2 separate regions of the Homo sapiens genome follow, and region 2 is linked to region 1. Evidence: chromatin loops called from intact Hi-C (ENCODE). Cell type or tissue: ascending aorta. All regions are shown on one strand.

Evidence for each region. A loop is a pair of places that touch in the nucleus more often than their neighbours do. Peaks named below come from ENCODE experiments on the same cell type or tissue, not always from the same donor. Only the 100,000 strongest peaks of a DNase experiment are listed, where the experiment ranks them.
Region 2: a loop joins it to region 1, with 5 times the contacts of the local background. A loop is called at or near these places in 10 of 110 quality-filtered maps.

The regions. Positions count from the first base shown.
Region 1 is chr17:77,957,241-77,959,740 of GRCh38, reverse strand. It overlaps TNRC6C (trinucleotide repeat containing adaptor 6C), which reads right to left and starts at 1,038. Exons shown (of 23, transcript NM_001142640.2): 1 at 473-1,038. RefSeq lists enhancers at 103-661, 662-1,221 and silencers at 894-1,353, 1,374-1,423. In ascending aorta, no CTCF peak of the experiment used is centred here; DNase peaks (open chromatin) are centred at 263, 1,160 and 1,972; H3K4me3 peaks cover 2,386 bases; H3K27ac peaks cover 2,140 bases.
Region 2 is chr17:77,601,047-77,603,546 of GRCh38, reverse strand. No RefSeq gene overlaps it. Among named protein-coding and RNA genes, the nearest start is that of LINC01987, 130 kb to the left of the region's middle. In ascending aorta, no CTCF peak of the experiment used is centred here; DNase peaks (open chromatin) are centred at 946, 1,256, 1,786 and 2,236; H3K4me3 peaks cover 1,543 bases; H3K27ac peaks cover 2,500 bases.

The DNA of each region.
Region 1 (2,500 bases):
TCAGAGCCGCAGAGCGCCCAGGGGTCCTTCTCCGCCCACCCGCAGCACGCCCCGGGTTTTTCTCTTCCCCCAAACAACGGCACCGGGCTCCTGCACCAAAACACGGCGGGTTCGCGCCTGCCATCACCAGTGCAAAATCTGCGGGGGGCTGCCCGGAAAGGACCGAATTTCACCGCTGCATGAGTTTTAAAAGGGAGGGGGCACATCCATCTTCAGCCCTCCATTCCACTCCCGTTTGATTGTGATGCACACCGGGCGTCTGCACAGCCCCGTCTCACACTAGCACACACGCGCCCCGGCCCCGGCCGCTTCCCGCCGCTCCCCTCAAACCCGGCCGGCCCGGGGCCTGGCGCCGCACGCGGGTCGCTAGGGGCCAGCGCCCGCCCCGGCTCGGCTCGGCCGAACAAAGGGCCCGCGAACCTCCCGGCAAAGTTGCGGCTGCGGCGAGGAGCGGGCGGACTGCCGCGCTCACCTGGGCTCCGTCCCCGGCGGCGGCGGCGGCTCCGCGGGGCTCCGGTGGCGCGGGCCTGGCGGCGGCGGCGGCACGAACAACCGCCCGAGGGCCTCGGGAGTGCGCGGGCGGCGGGGGCCCGCTCAGCGCCGGCGCCACGGACTCAGGTCCCGGCGCGGGCGGCGGCGGCGGCTGCGGCGGCGGCGCGGGCGAGTGGGCGGCGGCGCGTCCCGGCAGGTCCAGGTCCGGCCCCGGCAACGCCGCGACGCGTCCTCCTCCTCACGCCCGGCGGGATGCGGCTCCGGCGGGGTCCGGGTCCTAGGCGGCGGCGGCGGCGGCGGTGGCAGCTGCGGACGGCTGGGCGCGGGGCCGCTCCGCTCCCTCCGCCTCCGGCTCGGGCGGGCCCGCGGCTACTGCGACGGTGACGGCGGCGGGAGCGCGGCGGGCGCTGGGACTGCCCTGTCAGGGGGCGGCCCGGGCGGCGCTCAAGACTGCGCGGCGGCGGGGCCGGCGGCGGCGGCTACGGCTCCCGGGGCCGTCGCGCTGAGGTGCGGAGCTGCCACCGCGGCCATCTTGTTGCTCTAACTGACAAGAACCCCCCTCCCCCCGCTTCAGCCAGACGGGGCGCTCGCGCCCCCTTCCCCGCCCCGCGTTGGCCTCCAACAGGAAGTCGTCCCGGCCCCTAGCACGTGACTCCCACCGTATCTGCATACCGGAGGGCGAACTGGCCAATCGGCACTCTGCACCTGAGCTCCTCCCCCGCGCGCCCCTCCCGGCCCATTGGCTCCTCGGCCAGGCCACGCCTCCTCCTTTCCCCTTAATACCCGCCCGCGCTGTGGTTCCCTGCACCGCGCGGGGAGCGCGCCGGGGTGCGAGCGGTGCGCGCTCCGAGTGGCCGGGACGCGCGCCAGTCCTGGGAGCTTGCACTGCTCGGGGGGGTTACGTGGAGACTTGCGTGGTGTCCTTTACCGCCGCCGCCTGCCCTCCGGTCCCTGGGCGCTGTGGCTCCGCGTTAGGGTGCTGGCGGGAGGGGTGCCGATCCGGTTCTGCGCGTCCGGTGGGTTCTCCGGGCCAGCGCCCCGCGGCGCCCGGGCTTTATGCTGTAATTGCGCCCGGCGGCGCCCGGCGCCCGCACCGGCGCGCGTCTCGCCCGTGCCGTGCACACGCCCTGCACCGCCCCACTTTGCACACGCACACGCACACGAGTCCTTGGGGCCCTGGAGCATCGTGCTCGCCTCGCGCCTCCCGGCCCGCCCTTGCGCTCAGTCGCTCCCCAGGGAGCGCCCAGCTGCGAGCAAAACAAGCCTCGCTGCGAAACAGTCCCCCGGGGAGACAGCCCTTTCCCCGGAGCACAGACACCACACCTTCACCGCGCAAGCCTTCGGTCCGGGCCGAACCCGGGCGCTCCGGCGCCTACGCACCCCACGATTCCTCCCCGGTGCTCCGTACGCCGCCGTGATCCTCCATTCCACGGCTCCTCGATATCCATTATTCATTAGTGGTAGGTAAGGTCAGGCGCAATGTGCAATTCGAAAAGTCCCTTTTTAACTTTCGGTTCAAGCCAGGAGAAGATTTTGAAACCAAGAATTTTCTCCATTTTCATGCAAGGTCGCAGAAGCAGGCTAGCTTTTCCCCCATCGTTCAGTGGAGGATCAGCAGTGCTACTTGGAAGTTGGTATTGGAAGAGGCCATTCCCTGTCTACGTGTCCCTGTCTTGAAGAGGAGATAATAACACACTAGTACTTTCGCAATGCAATTTTGTTACCGCAAGTGTCATGCTTTGAAACGACTGTGGATGAAAGAGACAAATTCCCCGCTCTCGTTTCCCTTCAGGGTCCCATGAGCTCCTTTCTTCTTACTGCCATATTTTAAGCCCTCCGGTAGTCAGATTCACAACCAGCCTCTAAAGGGTCGTCAAATGTCTGTTGTATCGTGTTGTGTATTTCCCCTCCCGAGAACCCACATCCCTTAGAAGGATCTGAAGGCAGAGGGAGCTGACATGGAGGCTTCTGCCTTGTCTATTCATTTTATTTACGTTCATTTAATTCT
Region 2 (2,500 bases), 360 kb after region 1:
GCCAGGGTCCGTGGCTCGGGATCCGCCGTCAGGTCTGAACAGAGAGTGAGCGTGCCTCATGGCGGTAGTCCATAGATCTCTCCTGAATAAATGAAGCCAGGGAAGGGCAGCTGCGATGTGAGGTCAACGCTAGTTCAGGAAGGAGAGCAGGAGATGCACAAGGCCAGGGGCTCGGAGCAGGGAGGCTGTGGGGGGCGGGGGCTTTTGCACCAAGTCCTGGCCACCGGGCCCCAAGGGGCAGGCCCCTCAGTCTCTGTCTGACCCCAGACATCTCCTCTGATGCAGACTGTGCTGTGCACTGTCCCTGCGCTCAAGCTCCTCTTCCTCATCTTCATGAGTGCTCTGTCCACACCTCCCTCGGGGCTCTGGGCTCTTTCTCCCCGGCGCCGGTAATCCCTTTCCTCCCTCTCCCTTCACAAGGAAAAGCTGTGTTGAGCATGGATAGAGACCAGCTTTCCTGGGACTTTTGGCCATCTGGTTCTCTGAGCGAGCACAACCCTGCCTCGACCTCCGTGGCTTCTCCCCACCCCTGACCACACGCTCACAGGGCCCTGTGGGCCCCACTCCTGGTACCAAGTCCCTCGGTTCCCCAGGTGCCCGGCGTGCTCAGGTGCTTGGTTGAGGTTATGGAATTGAGTCTAAGTGGGACTGGAGACCCCCTGGTTCACCCCCCTCATGCCACTGATGAGAAATGAAATCCAGTCCATCATTGACTTTGCCCTACTCGAACTGTTGGCTAGTCACTGGCTGCTTAGAAGAAATTCACACTGATTATTTAAGAGCAGAAGCATTCAGATCCCATAGAAAGAGTTTTTCTCCATAAAGGATGCCTGGGACAGCCCAGCGTTGGTTCCTGTTACACAGTGTTCTCTCCGTCGCATGCTTACCAGATGTGTCAGTGAGGGACAGGCCTGGGAGGAGATGTGTCTGGACTTGGGCACCCCTGCTTGCCCCAAATAACCACAGTCACGTGCTGGCCACAATGCCAGACAGTCCAAAAGTTGTGAGCCAAGCGGGCTGGCAGCCCCGGCCCCCACTATTCCTTCTTAAATGGCAGAGAAAGAGCTTCCCTTGACCCCCACAAGTTTTCTGCCTGTGGCAGATGTGGGGTTGTCAGTTCCCTGGTGGGGGCCCGGGTCCAGAAGCACTCAGCTGGATTACTGGAAAAACGAAGATACAAGCCTATAAAAACAGCCTGGCTCCCAGTGAATTCCTGAAGCTGGCTATTTATAGAGGTGGTTTGGAACAACCTAGGGCCTCCCCGCAGGCCTCCTCAGAACCTCCAGGGCAGCCACACAGAGGGAGCACATGACAGATGGGACAGAATGCCTACCTGGCCCACTATTTCACAGGGCACACAGTACTTCTGTGTCTGCACGTGCTCTCCAGGATGCTGTACCAGGCAGATTCAGACCTCAGGCTCCTGGAGAGCTGCCATTGCTCAGGCTGGGGCCAGGCTCTGCGATATTCTGGAAGGGCAAATTGAGTTCCCACCATCTTCAGCACAAATACTGGGGTTAGGGGAGGCACTGAGAATGGTCTGACAACAGTCGGTTTGATTTTACACCATTAACTGCATAAAACGTTCTGGAGAAAATGTATTTCATCATGAATTCTGGGCAAAGTATATTACAAGAATAAGAGAGAGATCCTTTCCATCTTTCAGGCTCTTTATGAGTGGCGGGACAGCTTCTGGGTAGGGCCCTGGGAAGGGAGACTGCTGTGGGCTCAGCACCTCCTCCATCCCTCCGCCCCCATCCTGCCCCTGGGGAGCACAAGGCTCGCCCTGCGTCCTGGCCCTGGGACTGCGCAGAGCTTGTCACATTGCAAGAATCATGAGCCAGCCAGAAGGAAAGGGCAGAGAGACACCAGCAAGCCTCAAAAAAATAACCCTGCCCTCCCCGCCTGTGGCCTGAAGTCATTGCGTTAGCCAGAACCCGGAGAATTAAAATCAATTTGATGTGTAGCTTTCTCTGGCTAATGAGCTTTGAAGAGGATTGAGAGTTTAACGCTTCCATTTTCTCAGCAAGAAGGTGATCTGGGCAGGCAGGGGCAGCCCCAGAAGGTGAGGGTTGGGATTTGAGCAGGGTAGAAAGGGTTAGCGCTGTCATTCTGAGTGGTGACCTGGGACGGGGTTGAGGGAAGGGGTGGTGTTGAGGGGAACCTTTACTTGGACAGTCCTGTGGACAGCGAGCAGGGAAGGAGGTGAGAGGCTGTGAACCCACCTCCCACTGAGCAAGCTTGGCACAGGCACCAATGCCAGCAAGGGCTTCTGGGCAGAGAAAGTTGGAGCCTGAACAGGAAGGGGTGTGAGAGAGAGTTAGGAGAGCCTGACTTTGCAAAAAACACAGCGGAAGGTTCCTGGGGAGGAAGGACAGTGGCTGGGAGCTGGCGGGAAAATCCAGTCTTGACTGGAGGGGACCAAGGGAGGCTTCAAGCTACGCCCAGCTCAGTGAGCCACCTCAGACCAGCCAGCGGGGCGAGGACAGGAGCCCGCACC